Regions from separate parts of the Homo sapiens genome. Here regions 2 and 3 are each linked to region 1. A link is a loop called in an ENCODE intact Hi-C map of the cell type or tissue named here. Cell type or tissue: PC-9. All regions are shown on one strand. Each heading gives the region's core, and the rest is flanking DNA. Links, peaks and the distances in the headings are about the cores only.

Region 1 (6,647 bases), core at 1,627-6,626:
AATGAAAATAAAATCATTCTATAACCCTAGACAGAGAGGAAATGCATATCCATAGATATTGAATGTCTCTGCATTCTATTCTATACCTCTTTTCAAAAAGATGCTGTTAAAGACATGGATAGAAATAGTAGATGTAGAAATAGATTGATTTTTCTCCTGCTTACTGTTTTACAGCTTGCTTTTCTTTTTTCACCTGACAATATGTCAGGGACTTCTTTCTACCTCAGGACATAATTTTGTGCCATTTATTTTTCAGCTAACTTCATTTTTAATATGAAACAACTCACCATTTAAGCCCTAAACCAAGACACTGTAGGTGTCTTGAATAGTAATTTCCAAACACCTGGCAGTCACTGCTTGCATCAGAATCACCAAATTGCTTTAAAAAGTACACTATTTAATAAATCATTGCATTAAAAAAGTAATGAGAGTTGGAATTATAGTGGAATTCTTGGATTGGCTACCATCCAGGCTTATAAAACAAATACTCCTGTGTCCCAATCATTTGGACTAGAGAATCTGTACTTTTATTTTTTCGTTTTATTTTATTTTTTTGAGATGGACTCTCACTCTGTTGCCAGGCTGGAGTGTAGTGGTGCGATCTTGGCTCACTGCAACCTCCGCCTCCCAGCTTCATGTGATTCTCCTGCCTCAGCCTCCCGAGTCGTTTTATTATTTTAAAAAAAAATTTTTTATTGAGGTATAAGTGACATAGAATATTTAAAGTATACAATTTGATATATTTCAGTGTTTGTATACACCTGTGAAACCATCACCATAATCGACACAGCAAATATATCATCATCCTAAAAGGTCCCTGCTGCCCCTTTGTGATACCTCCCCCCATCCCTCCCCTCAATCCCACTGATCTGCTTCCTGTCATTGTAGCTTAGTTTGCATTTTCTAGAGCTTGCATGAGAACAGTCATGCAGTTTATACTTGTTTTTGTCTGGCTTCTTCCACTCAGAATACTTGTTTTGAAATTTTCCTATGTTGTGTATGTCAGTAGTTCATTCCTTTTTATTTCTGAGGATCTGCATTTTTAAAAAATCTGCCTGGTAGATTCTTTTGCTCCACCAGGTTTGGGAGCAGACCTGTTCGGGACATCCTGATACTTTCATCTCCTTCTTCAGTTGCCCCAGGAACTCTAACAGTGCTATAGTTCTCCTTTCCCTGGGGCTCGTCTCTAAGGAACTAGGAAGAGCCTGGCCTGAGGCTCCTGGTCCTTTATAGTAACTAGAAGGCTGAGAGTTAAATGTCAGTTCCTCAGGGGCAGAGTTTGTTGTGGCCTAAAAGAGGGGCATCTGGAATGCAAATAGTTCATGACGTGCTGAACAGCACATGCTTACCACTTAAGGAATGCCCCCAAACCTTCAAAAATCCTCAAATTCACAAAGATTGAGGATTTTCGTTCTTGGTTCAGGTCTCTGCTTTTCTCCTTGGTCACATTTATGCTTATAGTCACTTGTTTTCTTCATATACCCTGTCACTAGAATTCCCCTACATTTTTGAGGATGCCTAGGACCTCTTACCTAATGGACATTTTCCTAAAAGGCCCAATGTCTGTCACCTCATCAGTTATTGCACCCCCAGAGATGATGGAGGGTGACTGAGCTGGCTGGAGGCAGATCCTGAGCTTTCCCACCAGCTTAGTGACTGCCAGCAGCCCACACACAGTACACGCCAGGCCTCAGCAAAGTACAAATGGCCACCAGACCTGGGATGTCAGAGGCCCTTGGGAATGTTGAAACCAAGGCTGTCCTAGGCCAACTCTATTTTATATTACAGACCTGTGTTGCTTCACCCTTCTGTGTCTTGGGCCTCCACTGGGCATGGGGTTTGCAGTAGAGACATTGGATCGGCTATCATCTAGGCTACTGGTCTTGTTCCAGCCCTCTTATCCAGCAGCTTGCCAGGGTCAAAGGCTGCAGGGTGAGGGCCAGAGCACTGCTCTGTGCCCCATTTGTGACCTGGTGACTTTAGATTCTAACTACCCTGGAATATACCTCCAGAATATTTGCAAAGCCCAGATTTGCTGTACAAGGCAGCCTGGGCCTTTGCTCTTCTACCCGCTGTACCATCTTTTGTCAGTAAAATGGTTGGTTGCTTTGTGCAGCCATTGTATCGGATCTTCCCTTTGGCTTTCCCTCCTCTGGGCTGTTGGCCAGGGGCTGCCACTGGTGCAGGCTGCAGGCTCCAAGAGGCAGTGCAGGAAAAGGCTTCTGTGGAAGCTGGGCAGGCCTGGATGCCGGGCAGGCTGGGGCTAGAATTCAGGTGTGGCATTAGAGGGCTCTTATGGTATGAGTTTGGGGTTGACCTTAAAGGCCATTTTGTTTACAGTCCATTCAGAAGTTTACTTTTTGTTTAAATAATTAGGATTAACTTGTTAATAAATTCCATACCTTGTTCTTTAGCGGGATTTTAAATATAGCATACTCATCTTTCCATTCTCCTTATAAACCTGATGAATTTCGGAGCTCCCCAGAGCCAAGACTTGATATTACTTCTCACTTTCTCACTGGCCCTGCCCAGAGCCCAGGTACTCTCACCTGTTTGAAGAAGGCCATCCCAGTGTAGTTTTCCAGTGTTGTTCTGACCTACCTAAGGTGCTATTAAAAATACTGGTTCTTGGGCCTGTCTGAGACCTGTGGAGACTCTGAATTCCTAGGGCTGTGACCCTGGGATCTATGTTTGAGTTAAGTGCCTTAGATGATTACGATGTGCTCTTTTTTTTTTCTTTAAAGGAAAAAACATACTTTTGGTAGGCTTTTAAAGAACACTGTAAAAAGGATATTCAGTATAATTTTTGTTAAACATGTAATATGTTTTATGAAATTTTAGAAAATACATGAGTGAAAGAAAAATGACTTGTATGTCTAGCACCCAGCAATAGCCACTATTAATATTTTGGTATAATCTTACAGTTTTGTAATATAATCATTTCCATTACAAAAGTCAGATCATACTACATCTGCTTTTATGTAAATTTTCATTTAAAGAAATGCCATTATATTTGTTAGATACAAGTTAAGCTGTTGTATTAGAGACCCCAAAATACAGCTGCTAAATAAAGAGTTTATTTCTTTCTCATAATAAAGTTCAGAGAGAGGTGGCCCAGACTGATGATAGAGGGGGTTTTGGCTGTGTTCCATGAGGCCATGCAGGGACCCAGTTCCCTCCATACTATAGCTCTGCCATCCTCGGGGTGTTGTCCTCTTCTGCCTGGTTGCAGCCCGGTCACCTCCATGTCTCTTCCAACTCACAGGAAGGCAGGGGAGAGGGAGCTCAGGGCAAGTGACTTTGTGCGAAGGAGATAGCTTAGAAGTGAGCGGTATGGCCATAGCCTGGCTGCTCGCAGGAGGATGAGGATGTGGTTTCTATCTTGGCAGCCATGTACTTAGGGAAAGCTTTAGGGATTCTGTTACTGAAAGGAAGAAGGCAAGAATGGGAATGGGTGGCAGTCTCTGCCATAATTAAAAATGCCTTTCCGGGTCAGTAACTAAAGTTTTAAAATATTTGTCATAAAGGGCAGTTTCTGTTGCTTGAATTTTATTATCATTTTGTTTTTTGCAGTGATAGTTGTTTTGCAGTCATAAATCATCTGTCCTTATATGTTAGAGTGTTTTCTTAGGATGATACATTTATAGCAGTAGACTTAGTAAGGGAGAGGGTAGGCATAGCTTTAAGACTTCTAATACATATTGTACTTTAGAAAAGTTGAACCCGTTTACATTTTTATTACCATTCAAGACCTAAATATAATTTTTAAATGTCATTTTAAAACGGTTTATCCTAATACTATAGGCATTTCCTCCTGATCATTATCTACATATACTCTGTGATATGATTATCACAGAAGTATAACCTTAGTGTATATTTGGTTTCATTTTTTTCCACTTAGTATTATTTATGAGATTATCTGTAAGCCATTTTCTGTTTGTATTTTATTTATATTTATGACAGTGGCATACCCCTTGTGTATATTTATGTAACATATTTACCCAAATATCTATTATTTGAAATGGTAAGTTTTGGCCACAAGGTGGCGCCCGGTAAAAAGAAATGCCCAGACATTCTCTTCAAAACTGCTTTTGGTTTATGTGAAGTCTGTTCTTATCAACTGCATACAATTCTACTGTTTGATGTAATAAAACACAGAGCGAGATGATATACTACAAGGGATTGTTACTTATTAAAATTGGGCTTTAGCTTATTTCCAGGTTTTTGTTACTGGAAATCATCTTAATACTTTTCTTTTGAAATATCCTTTCAAGTGGATAGCTTGAAGTCCTAAGTGACTTAGCACAAAGTCAAATTTAGAACTTCAGTCTGAGCTATAGGCAAGTTTCACCTTTGTATTCTGTGCTCACGCTGGTGCTTCATATGAATGCTGAAGGACATGTGACAAAGTGATGAACTGCTGTCTGTGTTCAGTGGCAGAATAGTTTGCATCAATATATTTTCACTGACAAAGATGGGGAACAGATGTACCAACAGGTGCTGTGAATCCAAATTTTGTTTTGCTTGTTAAATATGCCACAGGTATTTAATATCAGTCATTTGCAACGGCAAAAACAGATGCCAAATATTTCTCCTGTAACAATCCCCTATAGTATATCATCTCACTCTGTCTTTTATTACATCAAACAGTAGAATTGTATGCAGTTGATTAGAACAGACTTCACATAAATCAAAAGCAGTTTTGACAAAGAATGTCTGAGCATTTCTTTTTACCAGGCGCCACCTTGTGGCCAAAACTTACCATTTCAAATTCATTTGGCTTGCCAATTTTGTGTTTAATTTTTGACATACATTTAATTTGAGAGTGTAGAGGAAATATGGATTTGCACTATTTTGAATTTTAAAAATAAGTGACATTTTGCTAATATTTTATATTATACTATTTTAAATATGAATAAATGTAAATTTCAATACAATTTCAATTTCATGGCTCTAGTATCCCTAACTAGTTAGAATTGTGCTGGCATGCAGTACTACTTGGTGATTATACTGATACCAGTACTCAAGAAAAAGTGTTTAATCAATACCATCATTAAAATTTGACTAATATAACTAGACAAGTAGAATGGGTAAATAGAAAATATACAGTCATCCCTCAAGTATCTTTGGGGACTGGCTGCAGACATCATCCCCAAACCAAAATTCACAGATACTCAAGTCCCTTATATAAAATGATGTAGTATTTGCATATAGCCTATGCATATCCTTTCATATGCTTTAAATCATCTCTAGATTACTTATGATGCTTAATACAATGTAAACGCTATGTAAGTAGGTGTTACACTGTTTTAAAATTTGTATTTTTTATTGTTTTATTATCTTTTATTGTTTTTTTCCAAATATTTTCCATCTGCAAAATATCACTTGGCTGAATCCACAGATACAAAACTGGATATGGAGGGCCAATTGTATATTATAATTATTTTATCTATATATATCCATCTCTCTCTCTCTCTCTCTATTATATATATATATATGTATATATATATGTAGCTACCTATCTGTCTACCTTTATTTCCCAAGTAAAATGACTAACTCTTTGAAAAAGCTTAGGATGCAAATTTCAGCAGAAAATGTCAGCATAAAGTTCCGCTAGCAGGAGCAACTGTTGATCTAGTATAATTGACAGCATATGTGCATAGCTGCTTTCTTGTGTCAGGTGGTAGCTGCTTAACAATCATACAATGAGAAATTGAGTCATTCAGTAAAGCAGGACAAAACCATGCCATCTCATTTAAAATAATGCCTTGGAAATGAAGAGTAAATCTGGATATTGGTATAAAGTTGATTTCCGAGGTTGTGGCTAGCTCCAGCAACCTATGATGTTATCTCTAACTTTGGTGTCAGATAACTCTTTTCCAAATTATCTTCTTTTTAGGCTGTTAAATTCCAAAAGTTTCAAGCCTTTGACTGGGGAAGCAGTGCCAAGAATTATTTTCATTACAACCAGGTAAAGTTTTTAGTCTTTTCATTAAAGGGGGCCCTGAAAACTCATCAAGAAAGCCAGCCTGGCCTATCAGGATTCTGGCCAGGCTCAGGTGCTGTGGGAAATGTTTGCAGGAGTTGACTAGTGTTTGTTTTCCATCAGTCCATTCAGAACAATCCAAGCTTTGTAGCTGGTGTTGTGGACTGGGCCTCCTCTCTTTGTCCTTTCCCCAGCTCTAAATAAGAATCATCACTGTTATGCATTACTCAGAGTAATCACGAACATAGCCTGTAGAGTCAGACAGTCCTATGTCTGTTATCTGGTAGCTATGGGGCCTTGGCCAGATTACATTGCTTAAGCCTCTTCCCTGCACTAATAAAATTAGCATTTTTGAGCATGCTAAATGCACTGAAGTGTGAGGCACTTTGCTCTGTTTTTTAAATTTAATTCCCAGAGCATCTCTGTGATGTAAACGTGATTATCTCTGACTTAAACATGAGGACAGTGAGGCTTAGAGAATTTCTGTGACTTGTCTTACACCCAAAGGGAAGAAGTAGGAGGGCATGACCCCAAACTCTTTCCAGCCACTATTGCCTTGAGTGTACTACCTATGGAGTACAACACCTTCCTTGCCGGGGATTAAACATTCATTTTGGTGCCCAGCCTACGGCAGCAGCTCCACAGCTAGTGGCGATTATAA
Region 2 (8,084 bases), core at 1,589-6,588, 650 kb after region 1:
GGTTTTGCTTTCCTTAACAAAGGTTAAAACAAAAGTTTCTTAGAAAAATTGCTTGGTAATAGCTATTCCCAAGCCTGACAAAAAGAACTAGAAGGGTACACCATATTATGTTCACATCAAGGGTCTGGGTGCAGAATGTTCACCCTGTCTCTAGTGGATTTTTGTTGCCATTGTTTTGGTTTGTTTTTATGCCTGCATCTGAATCACCTGGAAGACTTGTTAAAACACAGATTACTGGGCCACAGTCTGAGTTTCTGGTTGTATCGAGGTATGCATGGACAATTTGCATTTTTTACAAGTTTCTAGGTGATGCTGAAGATTCAGTTCAAAGCCGCACTGTGAGAATTATTATTAATACCGTGCCTTAGCAAATCTACTTGTTTCTGGAACAGAGCAACGAATGTATCTTCAAAAAGTGACTCGCCTTGTAAACAAGTAATGCTACTGTGCAGCCAGGGTTGAGAACTGCTGTCATAAAGCATCAGCCTGTCCAAACAATTTGTATCTCTTTTCCTCACATTTGCACCTTTGCTTTGCGTATATTGATTATATGAACCCATGCGACATCTCATCTTGGATTACTCTTGAGTCTCTGTCTTATGCTCTTCCCTGCTTGGGACCTCTTGGCTCACCTCTTCCCTGACTTCTTCCTCAACCCCTAAGACACACCTCTTAAAACAAAACAAAACAACAACGACACACACAAAAAAATAGCTTTAAGATTATAAGTCACATACCATACAATTCACCTATCTAAAATGTACAATTCAGTGGTTTTTAGTATAATAACTGATATAGGCAACCATTATCAATGTCTGTAATTAGTAAATTTTGGAATTTTTTATCACCTCAAAAAGAAATTCTGTCCCCTTTAGCTATCACCCCCATCCCTCCATCCCCATCCCTGCCCCCAGCCCTAAGCAATCATTAATCTACTATCTGTCCCTATAGATTTCCCTATTACCTGGATTCCAGATAAAAGGTCATGATGGAGCTGGAGGCCCTCATCCTTAGCAAATTAATGCAGGAACAGAAAACAAAATATGGCATGTTCTTACTTTTTTGTGGCTCTGTTTTGTCAGTATCTGCACAGATTTCACTTATTTTCTCCTGCTTTCATCATGGCTCACTGACCCTGGCCCGTCAAGTCATTGAATTGTAGAGGGTACCTCATCTTTCCTGAAGCCCATGAGCTATAACAGAGTCTGGTCGTGGTGGACAAGGCTTCAGGGCTGTGGGATGGCAGTGGGTATTGATATGCCTGTAGCTTTTGACTTTGTTGCACAGCTAACATTGACCTTGGTTTTGATAGAGAAATGGCTTTTTATGCCACTAATAGAAAGAAAACTGGTAATAAATATGTTTTATAGATCTTAGATTTAGAACTATAGAAGAAATTGTTTTCTGAGGAAGGGTATAGCTGCTGTTAAATTTTGAAAGCATTTTTTTCCTTGAGTATCATTTCTACTATGCAGAAATAATATAGCTTATTTTCTAGTACAGTGTGTGATAATAATATAGAAGAAATTGGAATATTTATTAGATGCCTGTAGGCAAAGTGGGAGACTAATTTGAATGATCTCTTCATGAATCTACTTCTAGTTTGTTGCCAATGACATTTAAAGTAGGATAATTTATTGCCATGGAGGTTGGCAATAATTGGATTGATTTTGAGATTGTTTTAATAACATACTATAACATTTTATAAAAATACAGTGTAGCCATCAGTCAGGACATTCATTTGTGCTGTAAATTACATACTCCAATATTTAAAAACTGCATAGTTTTGTATATCAAGAGAGATCCTTTAACATTACATTTTGAAAGTATTTCTCAATATTTGTATTAGTGACATCTAAAGCAACACCGTGTCATAGACTGTCTCCTAAATGTGTTTAAGGGCTTGCTAATTAATAATTTTATTTAGCTCTTTTTACATCTTATATTTTGTGTGTGCACTTGAGCTGTGTTTGGCTGAGAAAGATAACTTAACTCACCTACTATTATTACTTTTCTTTCTGTCTTTCCTGGGTTTTTTTGTGGCAATTTTTGCTTTATGATTTTATTTGATTTGTACTAGACCCTCATTAAAATTATATCCTTTGACTTAAAAAGTTCTCTCTTTAGTTTCATTTTAATTTTATTTTGCTTTCAAATAAACTTTTATAAATGAAATGTTCTCTCTTTTATTTTCTTTTTTCTGGTGTATGCTTTTTCCTCTAAACCTTTCAGGGATATTTTACTTTAGAGCCATCTCTTTTATATTTTTTATCTTTGAGCCCAGTAATTTCATAAGTATATATCTTATTGTTACTAGTTTTGTGTTCATTTTTCATGGGCTATGTTGTCCACTTTTGCCTTGAACATTCAGCTCTTCTCTTATTTAGGTAAGTTTCCTTCTAATACTTATTGGAAGATTTATTTGTTTCATTTATTATGATCTCAGAGTATCTACAAAAGCTTAAAGTATCTCCCTCTCAAAGCTTCTGTTTTCTTTTAACTCACTTTCAACTTTGATCTTTGCATTACTTTTTTTCTAGCCTTTTCTCCATGTCATCCATGTAATTTTCAAGAGTTCCTTTTGGCCCCTTCCTTGAGGTATTGTTTCAAAGAGGTCCTGTATTCTTTTACTGTTACTGAACTAATGCCCGAGTGTTTGTTGAACTAATTTGCTTCCTGGCAAAATTTTTCTGATATGTATTTTTCATCAGCTCATTTCTTAGGTTCTGTTCTTTTCTGTTCTGTTGTCTTTCTCCTTTTCTCTGCATATGTCTCTTGTTAATCATTACTCATCTTTAAATGGGACCAATTCTGTCAATTTTGTGAAAAATAGTGTTGTGGGGCAAGACCAGACTTTTCAGTTAAGGTATGTGTTCTCAGAACACTTCCTGTGTACATTTTGTAAATATATACCCATGAAAAATAGAATGGTAGTGACCACTAATATAATAATATATTTATTAACAGAAATATTTATAAATATTTTTAACTTGGAAAGAAGATTAAAGTATGTATTTATATATTTTTTCATGAATCAGAAATAATTTGACAAACATTAACATTGGCTATTGCTCAGATATGATTTTCATTTTCTTCTTTACGATTTTTTGAATAATCATAACTTTAAAAATAAGAATAGTTTACTCTTATTATAAAAAATGATATTGGCCGGGCGCGGTGGCTTCTGCCTGTAATCCCAACACTTTGGGAGTCTGAGGTGGGCGGATCACGAGGTCAAGAGATCGAGACCATCCTGGCCAACATGATGAAACCCATCTCTACCAAAAATACAAAAATTAGCTGGGTGTGGTGGAGTGCGCCTGTAGTCCCAGCTACTCAGGAGGCTGAGGCAGGAGAATCGCTTGAACCTGGGAGGCGGAGGTTGCAGTGAGCCAAGATCACGCCACTGCACTCCAGCCTGGTGACAGAGCGAGACTCCCTCTCAAAAAAAAAAAAAAAAAAAAAGAAAGATAACGTTGACACTGTTTTAAAAAAATGTATCATGCTGAAAAGAAATAGATCTTCTTTCCTTTTTTTTTAGTGGAGGAGTATTGTGCCATATGTAGGCTCTTTATGATGAAAAAGTTTAAGAATAATTGACTTGGTATATTTGACTGAGGATGAGGGTCTTTGGATGTTATATTGAGCTGACTCAATTCAGAATTGGACCCCCATGGAAATCATTTTGTGTTTAATTCATTGTTATGAAATAATTCTCTCTGGCACTAAAGACTTAAACTAGAATGTCCCCACAAGATCCTTTAACATCTGTGGGTCAAATCAAAGGGATTAAAACATGACCTCAGTATGAAGAATTGGTTAATGTCTACCCTTCTCTCTGTGTTTTCTGGAGAAAAATCAGCTCTTATTTGATTATTAGACGTCTTAGGCTTCTGTGAAAAAGACATCCACTTACAAAGCCATATATTGCCATCTAGTGTGTGAAATATATATTGTAGTTCCCCTTAGAATCTAAACTAGAGAGGACTGTGAAAATGACAGAAACATAGAATAACACTATAACTATAATATTCACAAAACTGCATATCACAGGGAAATAAATTTAGGCCCATTAGAATTACATAACTTACCAAAAAGTGCTTGATTAATGAGTGACAGAATTAGGAATGTACTACATGTTTCACATTTGTACAGACTATGAACAGCCACGTCTGTAGCTTCCTGTGTTTTTCTTCTCATTCTCATTCTCTTTCTCTCTCTTTCTAATCATATGTAGCCTTTAGGATTAACATAAGTATCATATCTTATGTGAAAGAATTCCCTTTACATTATAGAGTGGTCTGGATTTTCTGTCATCCAACTCTCTCTATTTTGCTTCTTATGGAAGAAGCAGATGTAATTGTTTTTTCATTTGGCAATTATTTATTACATTTATTAAACTTCCTCCCAGCTGGGAGAATAGAGAAACCTCATGTATCATATTGTGACCCTCTTATGATTTACTTTCTGATTCTATAATAGTGCTACTTTCTCTATATTCTTATTACAAAGATTATATCACTTAATCCTCAAAGTAATGCTAGGCATTATTATTGTCTCAATTCTTGGTGAAACTGAGATGTGAACCTCAGTAAAATGACTCCAGAGCTTGTACTCTTAACCACTGTTATGCATAGCTCTTCCATGTGTACTTGATCTTCCTCTCTACCATGCACAGAAATTCCTCAAACCCCTGACCCTTAAACATTAGATTCAGGAATTCCTAATCTCTCCTCCTAGTTTTACTTCTAGTTATAGCACTCATCTCCACCCCCCACCCTCTGATTTTCAGGGATTCACCAGTTTAATCCACCTTAAGATCCTGCAAGAGAAAGATGCTTTACTTTCTCATGTGTGTGTGTGCATGTGTGTGTGTGTGTGTGTGTGTGTGTGTGTATTTGCAGTCATCACAACCTTTCAAAACACAATGTTGAGCTTCTCTTTCCTAGATTGGAGGATGGGGAAAGGAGTTTGTTTTCCCTAAATAATTTATCCTTGTAAATTTTTTAATTTCTAGTTGCTGTGTGATAGCAAAGATGTAATAAAAGCGGAGAAGATCTCAAGAAGGCAAACTCTAATAACCAAAGGATCACATCCATATGTGAATATATGAATAACAGAAATAAAATTTCTTTATCTAGAAATATAGAGCTTCACAGATCTACAATGCCAATAGATGCAGATATAGAACAGATATGCATATGTATGTTTAATTATAATTTAGGAGAACATGGAATTGTTTTTAAAATTCTAAAATACAACCACAAATTAAGGAAATGCTACTTTATTTCAATGTAGAAAAGTTTTCAATTAATAAGACATTATTTGACTGAATAATTTTGCTTACATTTAAAAATTATAGCACTTGTTCATCCAGTATAATAGTTTCTGAAAGTTCCAGTACATTTATAGATGCTAGGTTTTTAAATGAACTATTAAAATAAAGATCTTGGGGGTACCTTTCTAACTTTCCAGGGATACTCAATAACTGCTTTCTCAGTGGTGACCTGTATACCATCCCACTCCTTTCCTCACATAATGCTCTGGTACGCAAAACAAAGCTTCTCACATCCTCCTGTCACTCTGTTCTTTCCAACCTCTGGCTACATTCTCTGGCTTCAGCTATCTAATCATCAACTTGGACCTTAATGCTATACTTAAGATATGTGAAATTGTTCAGTGGATTTTTCAAAACTATATTACAGTATATTAAGAGTATCTTTTCAGTGCCAGTGAATATTCATGTGCATCATTATTTTTACTGTGTAGTGCTCTCGTCTTTTGATTTACCTTAATGTAGTAAACCAGTTTGATGGGCATTTAGGAGATTTACAGTATAACAAAGTGTGGCTTTAATACTGCCAATATGAAATAAAGATTCTTTTCACTAAACTCTTTTCCTATGGAAACAGTTATGTTGATGTAGAGTAGAATAAAGCCCGCTTGATTTTTGTCCTGTTTTTTCTTAGCTAATCTATTTTTTATTTCTCTGAGTGTACTTTAGAATCAGGTTTCATTAAAAACTCCTGTTGGAATATTGATTTGAATTACACTCAATTACACTGCATTAGTTTAGGAAGAATTGGCATCTTTATAATAGATCATCTTCTCATCTAAGAAAATGAAACATTTCTCCACTTATTTAGGTATTTTTAATGTCCTCAGTAAAATTTTATAGCTTTTATCATAAGATCTTACACATTACTTATTAGGCATGTTAAGAAATATTTTATAATATTTATGGAGATTGTGAATAAGATCACTTTTGTTGATTTATGGTTACTTGGTTTTAGATGTTTCCAGAGAACAATATACCTACCTGAGTTTTTAAATCCAGCATGAAAAATCTCTTTCTTTCAATAGGAGAGTTTAACCCTTTTATATTTATTGAGATAACTGCTGTGTTGTTATCTTTTCCGTTGGTATCTACTATTTATTTTTTTCTTTTGATAGATGAGTTCAACCCTTTTACATTTATTGGGGTAAGTACTATGTTGTTTTTATCCTTTTCATTGGTGCCTACTATTTACTTTTTTCTATTTTTAAATTTTTGCTGGTTTTATCAAGTATCTCTTTATTCCTTCCCACACAGTCTATTCATAGAATGCCCAACAAATTGTCATTTCATTCATGGTTCTCTTCTTATTCCTTACAAACCTATTTATTCCTGGCCCTGCCCTCCTTTCCATTCCCCAGAGCTAACTGATGTTAACAGTTCAGTGAGTGCCCTTCCACACTTTGTTCCAACCATATAAAGCTTTGGATGACTGTGCGTGCCTTCTAAAATTATTGTTTTGCACTTTGCTTATTTACTCAACATTATTTTAGATAAACATCTGATTTATTTTTATTTAACAGCTGCATAAAGTTTTTTAGTTTGGGAGTACTGGAATTTAGTCTTTCATCTCTTGTTTATCTATGGACTTTCATGTGGTTTCCAGTTTTTTTCTCTATTAAATGCTATGCCTTGAAAAACATCCTTGTTTACATATTCTTATAAACTGATGCTCTTAATGCTATATTGGGTGATAAGATCCCCAAAGTGAAATTTCTGGCTCAAAAAACCTGTATGTTATAATAAGTATTGCCATATTACCTTCCAAAAAGTTTGTCATGATTCTCACTCTTACGTTTGACAATGCCTGTTTGCCTATATACTCATCAGGACCGGATATTTTAAATTTTTATCAATCTTAACATTTCTGCCAAAGTGATAAGTAAAAACAGGTTGATTGCTCTTGCATTAATTTGCATTTCCCTTGACCAAAAGTAAAATTGAGCCTCTTTTCATAAGCTTATTGGTCATTTAGAGTTTTTCTTCTGTGAAATGTCCCAGTCATGTCCTATGCTTACTTTTCTAGTGGATTATTTGTTTTTTATGAGCATTTCACACATGAAGGATATCAATATTTGTAATATAGTACTACATATATTTCCTAGACTAGCATTTATTTATCTTTTGCTTTTGTTTATTATTTCATTTGCCATAATAATTTCTTAAGATTTTTATTTAGTCAAGTGTGTCTTTTTCTTTAATAGATACTTGACTTCCTGATTGCTAAGGATTATCTCCCTCACTCTAAAGTCATATAAGTATTCTGAATTATATTCCTAATATTTTTAATTTTTATCCTTTACATTAAAATCTTTATATGGAATATATGTTTATATAAAATATGAGAAAGGTATCTAGCTTTGTTTTTTGTCTTTCCAGAGTGAAATCCATTATATCAGCACCATTTATTTAATAAGAGATTATTTTTTTGCCCACTAAATTGAAATTCCTCATTTGCCGTATGTTAAATTCCATATATACTTGAGTCTGTCTCTGGATATCTGTTCTGTTCCATTTATTTACTTGTGTTGCAATATCGTCATTGTTTTCATTATAATCAATTTGTGGTTTTAAGTCATTTTTAAGGAGTCTGAACTATTTGACCTGTAAACATGAGACAGCTTTATTTTTTCCCAGAACTGCCCTCAACGTCTCTATGTTGAACTCCATGTCTATCTAGAGAGGATTCCTTAATGACATCTTGGTCCTTTGCTATAACTTTCTGGTCACTTTTGGCCATTAGAACAGT
Region 3 (8,084 bases), core at 1,589-6,588, 350 kb before region 1:
TTTTTTGTTTCCTCCATGCCCCATTACTTTATTTTCAATAACTGTTGCTTTCCTGAAGATAATGATACGGGATAGGGTAGAAGACGAGATTTTTTCTCTCAAAAGTGGAAGTTGATATTTTAATTAACAAAAGGGTGGGATTACAAACAACATTCTAATCATATGACCACACCACATTTTTCTGTTTAAATCAAGTCAAGGTTATGATCGTGATTCATAACACACATTGACTAAAAAAAGTCAATTGGCATAATTAAGAAGGGGAAAGTTTTCTGTTTTTAGTAAAGAAACAAAACAGTCCTATAACTGACCTTTACATTTCATTCTACTTTAAAAAGGCTTTCTAGCCTTTTGGAAAATCTTCATACTTCTGTTACATATTGAATTTAAAACTATATGCATTAAAAAATGTGCTATTAATAAAACCTCATCTTGGCAGCTGGTTCAAATATTTTTTTAAGAATATGTAGCCATTGTAGCACTTGTAATTTAAAATAGATGGCAGGAGCACACGGTCACTGTATATTAATGAAAAAAGTAGTCTATTTGAATTTTCTTAAAATGTTGCTGATTTGAAGTTTGAGGGGACTTAAATATAATTTATCCTCTTTTGCCTGGTCCTTAGTGAAGCACACAGAAAGCTTGGAATGCTAATTCAGAATTAATGCTCCAAAGACATGTACAGCTCTTTAGGAGAGGGAGCGTAAGCTGCCAAATATCTAACCCCAGGCTGGAGGTCAGATGTTAGGATTCTGCTTCGTGACATTCTCTTCCAGCTTCCCACCCTCTTTCAGCTATTCTATCCTCTCATTGGGATGTTTATGTTATTTTCTCACTCTTTAGAGACAGTATTGGCGCATATTCCCATACTAAGACAATTCATTTTCCTCATAAAAAAAGATTAGAAGAATAGGGAAATGTTTACAGGCAATATGCATGTTGCCAGTATTTCTCTCCTCAATTTCAGCTACTAAAAACCAAAAAATGTGTGTCTTAGTGGAAACTCAATGACTCTAGGATTTAGTACAGGGCCTGGCACATAGTAGGTACTCAGTAAATCTTGAACAAATGATGTTTCCATCAGTTAGACTTTCGTTAGCTTACTTGGGTTCCCTGGTAAATTTTTTGCTCACTTATTTATTCAACCATTCATCCAATAGATATTTCTTGAGAGCCTATTAAGCACTTGCTACAATTCAAAGGGCTTGACAAATATTTTACCTGGACACATGCTTTCTATCTACAAGATTGTATTTACTACAAAAATAAACGTTGTTGAATTTTTCAAGCAGTTATTTCCATTTGGCAATCAGTAGTTTTCTCACAACACAGGATACTTATTTTGCTAATGAGACCAAGAACCATCCAGATGGCTTCCGTCAAGTGGTAAGTTAAGCCTGCTTAAATTTTTGGTCTGTGATATGGCCTTTAAAGAGCATAGAAGCCACTTGAGGGGCTTGTGAAAATGCAGATCCCTTGACCCTACCTGCAGAGATTCCAATTAATTTGTCGAGAGAGAAGCCAGGTCGTCAGTATGTTTTTTTTGTTGTTTTTTGTTTTTTTGTTTTTTAAAATCTCCTCAAGTGATTGTAATATGCAATCAGGGTTAAGAACCACTGGATTAATGGGCAGGAAAGAATGCTTAAGGTAAGTGCTCATAAAATTTTGGCATGCGTAAACATTAATTGAGAGTTTCTGGCTGCAGGGCACTGTGCAAGATGAAGAAAACTTATAAAAGGTTTTTGGAGCAGAAGGATGATGTGACCCAACCACGTTTCTTTATATTTATGTTTTGCCGATGTAAACGTTGTAAAATAACGCAATGTCCTTGAAACATATCAGTAATAAGATGTCAAAGGAGAGTTCCACTTTACTCATTCTACTCTCCATCTTCCCTGAAGTAAGCACTGCTGTCAGTGTAACAAATATGTTTCCAAATTTTTTCTATTCACTTGCGGTTATAGGTATTCATGGAAATATGTAATACTTTATAAAATGGTTATGGATACATACTTACATATTGGAAACATATAATACACATAGGATATATAATATACATAGGATTAATGCATATGAAGTTCAAGATAAGGTTATGAGAGGACAAAGGGTTAGGAGGTGAATACAAAGTGGTTTTATATGCCAAGAAATTAAGATGGGCTTAGGTATATGTGTTCTTTATGTTAATTATATTTCTTTAAATGCATGGAATTTAACACAAATCTATGCTTTTATTTTGTGTTTATATATTTTTTGAAATATTGTTTATTTAAAACGGTTTTAGATTTAGAAAAGAAATGTGAAGATAGTAGAGTTCCTTAAAAGCTGCACCAGTTCCTTCGACCATCTTACATTAGCATGGTATATTTGTTGCAATTAATGGAAAAATTTAATACATTATTATTAACTAAAGTGAATTCTTTATTCAAATTTCAGTAGGTTTTACCTAATGTCCTCTTTCTGTTCCAAAATCTCATCCAGGAAACCACAGTACATTTAATTATCGTGTCTTCTTAGACACCTCTTGGCTGTGAGAGTTTCTCAGACTTTTCTTGTTTTTGATGACTTTGACAGTTTTGAGAAGTACTGAGCAAGCATTTAGTAGAATGTCCCTCAGTTGGGATTTGTCTAATGTTTTCTCATGATTAAGTTAGACTTATGAATTTTGTGGAGGAAGACCACAGAAGTGACATTCTTGTCACTTGTCAAGGGTACAAACTATCAAGCTGACTTATCACTAATGATGTTGACCTTGTCAACCTGGCAGAGTTAGTATTTATCAAGTTTCTCCAAAGTAAAGTTTCTATTTTTTCTCCTCTTTCCATACTGTGTTCTTTGGAGGGAAGTCACTACGCACAGCTTACACTTAAGGAGTAGGGAGTTAGGCGCCGACTTGCACAATTCATTTTGAATTCTTCTGCATGGAAAGACTCCACAGATTACCCCTAGCTCTCAAAGCAACGTGGTGGGAATTCACTTGCAGGGATTTGCCTAGTGCCCTCGAGGTGGGTGCTGCCTCTCAGGCAGCCTGGTGCCTGGATCTCACTGCTAGAACAGGCATCAGAAAGATGCACACTGTTGTGTTTGTTGGGCTTGATGCCTCGGCATTTAAATTTAAGCTGAGATTCTCCACATGGTGTGTTGTTTACCATTAAGCTCCAGATCAGAAACCACTTCTCCTGGAATCTTTCCTGTGTGACCACCCTTCCTGAACCCCGTCTGTGAAGTGTTGTCATCCATCTCCAGTTGACCAGAATAATTATCTTTTATCTCCTCTGTGCCACTTACCACCTTCTACCTTCTAGTACTATTATTTAAATGTACAACTTTTCGCCATTCAGTTACATATTTTACAAACAGAAACTGATTTTTACAGCTTTGTCTTTTTTTTTGTAGTGCCTAGAACATTGCCTTAGTTAATATACGGCAGGACAAATATGGTTTATTATATGTTTTGTGTAAATATGAATATTACAAAGTAATGTGCCTATAGAATTATTGTGCTTAAAGCAAACAATTCAGTGGCATCTAGTACATTCACAATCTCGTACAACATCTAGAACATTTAAAGCATCTACTTTCAAAACTTTTTTGTCACCCAAAAGAAAACATGCCCTTTAGCATTGACTCCACATTTCCCCCTTCACACAGCCCCTGGCAAGCACCAATCTGCTTTCTGTCATGGTGGATTTATCTATTCTGGATGTTTCATGTAAATGGAATCATATGTTATGTAACTTTTTGTGTCTGGCTTCTTTTGCTTATAACAATGTTTTTAAGGTTCATCCACATTGAGCAGGTGTCAGTGTTGCCTTTCTTTTTATGTCTGAGTAATTGTTCTGTAATTTTGTCATTTATTGCAGGTATATTACATCTGCCCTGATTTTACCGCTAGATGGCATTACTTTCCTGGGAATTTCCTGGTCATTGCCCATACTGGTTAGTGAAATTAACCAAACTAAACTATGAAATTATATCAGTTCAATTTGAAAATTAAAAATTTTTAATTTTAAATTTAAATTTGAAAATTAAAAATTTAAAACTTTTAAAAATTTAAAAATTGGGCAATTTTTAAAGTTGCCCAATAAATTAGCATCTGTAGGCATTCTTTGACAGATAAAACCAAAGAGGTGGTATTCATAATGAGGTTTACAAATAATTCAAATGATGTAAATTTCTCAAAATATAAGCAATACAGATTTCTTTGCATTGTGTAGGAAGTACTGGGACCTTGAAAGCAAGATGGTGGAGACATGGGGACACCTGGATGAAATGTTATAATGCACACAAAGTTGTCAATTCAGTACCTGGCTTGCAGCACTTTTGGGCTAATTAGGTAAAGACCAGGCAGATGCAGCCCTGTAGGCTGGCAGTTTGGCAAGCTGAGTGGGGATTAGATGTGTGTCCACACACACACTCTTGGGTGGCAAACTTGCCCAATGAACAACCTGTGGAACGATTTCTGGAGGCCCTGGAGCTAGCTGTTGTCATTAAGAGACAGCATGACACAGTAGTCAAACTGTCTTCTGGATTACAAACTGATACCTAGTAACACAGTAATCTTTCTGGACCTTGGTTCCTTACTTGTGAAATGAGATAATGTTATGTTCACCTCACTGGGTCGTTACGCAAACTAAATGGTGACCGCAAGGAAAATAAATAGAACAATATATGGCAAATGTATATATTCCATAAAATATTAAGTATTATTAATATTACCCAGATAGACAAGTTCTCAATAACAGACAAGGTAAAATTGCACATTCCAACCCTTTGATGGTCTTAAGGCATAGGATTTAGGGTGGTGAGGCCTTGAAGGAAAGACCGTCCTCTGCTCAAAGCTCCCTAATAGGAATGCTGTAACCAAGTGGTCTTGCAGAGAATCATGAGTAGTTAAAACCTTTTGAGAACTGTCCAAATTTAGGGATGTGTGGAATTCTTTCTTCTAACTCTGTACTCTTATTCACTATCTTCGTTCTGATGTTAAATAAAACATTTTTGGTGATCTTATGAACTGTTAAAATGAAAATAAATCTTGGAACTCCAAAATCACTTAGCCAAAGGGAAAAGTCAAGCTGGTAACTGTGTCAGGCAAAACTGCCTCCCATTTTATTCCTAAATAAGATAGCTTCAAAGATTTTTAAAAAGCTACACACCTCCCTCACAATTGGCCCACTAGGAAATTCCTTATGGGCCCCCATTTATCCTAAAATGGTTCTGTTGAATGTTACCCTGACAATGTAAATTGATAGCTTATCTTCCCAGGTGTGAAGGCTAGAACACAAAAGCTTATCTTCACAAAGGATAGAACTGTAAGTAAGTCCTCTGCTTACCTGAGACAAATGACAAATGCATATCTGATGGCTTTCTCTGGTGTAAAAATGCAGTTTCACCGAGCTAGAAAAAGGCTTAAGTGACTATTCCTCTACCCTTCTTTCACATGTAAATTGTGTATTTGGTGAAAGGCTGATCAAAGACTCAAAATAATAAAACCATTTGTCTTTTACCTACCCATACCTTTTAAAAAATATCTTCCTCTTTCCCCTTTAAATACTGAAGCCCTCAAAATCATCTTTGGAGAAAGGCACAAACCTGCTTCCAGGGCACACGTCCTTAACCTTAGCAAAATAATCTTTCTAAATTGATTGAGACCTGTCTCCGACACTTTCTGGTTTACAGAAATAATGGGAAATGTCTATGTATCTTTGTTCTCCATCCATCCTAGCCAGCTGATTTGTTAAGATTACTAGTTTATGCTGAAGTCTGAAGTCAGATGAGGTAGTTTTCTAAATCTTTTTCTCTAAGAGGATTACTTACTTGTCCTTTCCAAATACTGAAATCCTGAAGCATACTCTCCTGCATGTCTTGAAGTTGCTGTCACCTGCACATTGTTATCACGAATATTTCTGTTCCCAGAATGGTAAGGAATACAAGCAAGCATGAGAGCTCTTGGATTGCATTCTGCAAGATTTAACTACCAGACTTCTTCATCATGAACTTAAAACACACTTAATAGATTTTTTTTAAAAGAGCATTTTAGGTCCACAGTAAAATTGAGTGCAAAGTACAAAGAGTCTTGCATATTCCTTCTCCCAAGAGCCTCCCCCACCACCAGGATTCCCCACCTGAGTAGTACATTTGTTGCAATTGATGAGCCTACACTGACACATCATTATCACCCAAAGTCCACCCACCCACATTAGAGTTCCTTCTTGGTGTTGTATGTTCTACAGGTTTGGACAAATATATAATGTATCTGTATCTGTCATGTATCTGTCATTAGAGCATCATACAGAACAGTTTCCTTGCCCTAAAAATGCCCTGTGCTTCACCTATTTATCCCTCCCTCCCCTTAAGCCCTGGCAACCACTAATCTTTTTCCTCTCTTTGTAATTTCACCTTTTCCAAAATATCATGTAGTTGGAATCACACAGTATGTAGTCTTTTCCGATTGACTTTTTTTTTTTTTTTGAGTTGGAGTCTCGCACTCTCGCCAGGCTGGAGTGCAGTGGCGCAATCTTGGCTCACTGCAACCTCTGCCTCCCGGTTTCAAGCAATTCTCTTGCCTCAGCCTCCTGAGTAGCTGGGACCACAGGCACACACCACCATGCCCAGCTAAGTTTTGTATTTTTAGTAGTGAGGGGGTTTCGCCATGTTGGTCAGGATGGTCTCAATCTCTTGACCTCATGATCCGCCCACCTGGGCCTCCCCTGATTGACTTCTTTTGCTTAGTAATGTGCATCGAGTTTCCTCCATGTCTTTTCATGACTTGACAATTTATTTATTCTTAGTGTTGAATAATATTTCATTGTCTTGATGTACCACAATTTATCCAGTCACCTATTGAAGGACATCTTGGTTGCTTCCAGGTTTGGGCAATTATGAGTAAAGTTGCTATAAACATCCATGTGCAGGATTTTGTGTGGACATAAATTTTTGATTAATTTGAGTAAATACCAGGGGGTGCAACTGCTGGATTATATGGTAAGAGTATGTTTAGTTTTGTAAGAAACTGACAAGCTATCTTCCAAAGTGGCTGTACGATTTTGCACTTTGCAATGAATGAGAGCTATTACTTCACATTTGTCAGTATTTGATGCTGTTAGAGTTTTGGATTTTAGCCATTCTAATAGGTATGTAGTGGTATCTCATTGTTTTAATATGCAATTCCCTAACAACATGTGATATCAAGCGTCTTTTCAATGCCTTATTTGCTATCTGTATATCATTTTTGGTGAAGTGTCTATTCAGATCTTCTTTTTATTTTTTAACTAGGTTCATTTTCTTGTTATAAGTTTTATTACAAACTTTTTATTTTTTTACTTTTTTAATTTTTAAAGATGGGGTCTCGCTATATTGCCCAGGCTGGCCTCAAATTCCCGGGCCAAAGTGATCATCTTTCCTCAGCCTCTCAAGTAGCTGGGACCACAGGTGTGCGCCACGACTCCCAGCTCATCATGGATTTTTTTTTTTTTAATTGTGGAGATTTTAGTAAATGTGGACAAGCACAGAAAAAAAAATTATATAACTCAGAAATAACCAAAACATTTTGTTTTATACCCTTTGGATCTATTTTCAGTGTACATGTATGTAAATATTGTTCTATGTCATGTATTAAAAAATTGGGATAGCATTCAACAATGTAGAAACCCTACAGTGGTTTATAAGTGTTTTCCCAATTAGTAATATTTGTATAGGTCCATGTCTTCTTTGCCACCATTTCACTCAGTTCTAGATGCTTCCCATATGTATTCCTTTGTTTCAAATTATGCCAAACTCTTCACTGTGGCTGAATGATTGAGTTGGCCTTCAATCATTCTTCCTTGAAAATCCATAATGAAGTCAAGCAATGTAAATACAGTGTGAAAAGTTTTCTGTAAATCTCTAACAGATTTTTATCAAATAATTTTTTTAAGTGTACCATAAGCTGTTCCTCATTTACATTTTTCTGACTTACAGCTTGGTGTAGTTTGGGATTTAGAGAGACTAAATTAAAATCCTGGGTCTAGGTGGTGACATATGCTATTTAACCTGCCCAATTTTATTTTTCTTACATTTAAAGATGGGAATAATAACATCTAATTTGT

Evidence for each region. Hi-C counts contacts between places; a loop is a spot of excess contacts. Peaks named below come from ENCODE experiments on the same cell type or tissue, not always from the same donor. Only the 100,000 strongest peaks of a DNase experiment are listed, where the experiment ranks them.
Region 2: a loop joins it to region 1, with 11 times the contacts of the local background. A loop is called at or near these places in 9 of 110 quality-filtered maps.
Region 3: a loop joins it to region 1, with 28 times the contacts of the local background. A loop is called at or near these places in 26 of 110 quality-filtered maps.

Annotation. Positions count from the first base shown.
Region 1 is chr10:89,215,262-89,221,908 of GRCh38, reverse strand. LIPA (lipase A, lysosomal acid type) reads left to right here. Exons shown (of 10, transcript NM_000235.4): 9 at 5,900-5,971. Among named protein-coding and RNA genes, the nearest start is that of CH25H, 11 kb to the right of the region's middle. In PC-9, for the core only: CTCF peaks have their summits at 3,871, 4,070 (motif pointing right) and 4,638; no DNase peak of the experiment used is centred there; H3K27ac peaks cover 552 bases.
Region 2 is chr10:88,561,129-88,569,212 of GRCh38, reverse strand. The region is part of intron 4 of RNLS (renalase, FAD dependent amine oxidase); the gene reads left to right. Among named protein-coding and RNA genes, the nearest start is that of RNLS, 18 kb to the left of the region's middle. In PC-9, for the core only: CTCF peaks have their summits at 3,717 and 3,921 (motif pointing left); no DNase peak of the experiment used is centred there.
Region 3 is chr10:89,559,860-89,567,943 of GRCh38, reverse strand. No RefSeq gene overlaps it. Among named protein-coding and RNA genes, the nearest start is that of SLC16A12, 28 kb to the right of the region's middle. In PC-9, for the core only: CTCF peaks have their summits at 3,667 and 3,867 (motif pointing right); no DNase peak of the experiment used is centred there.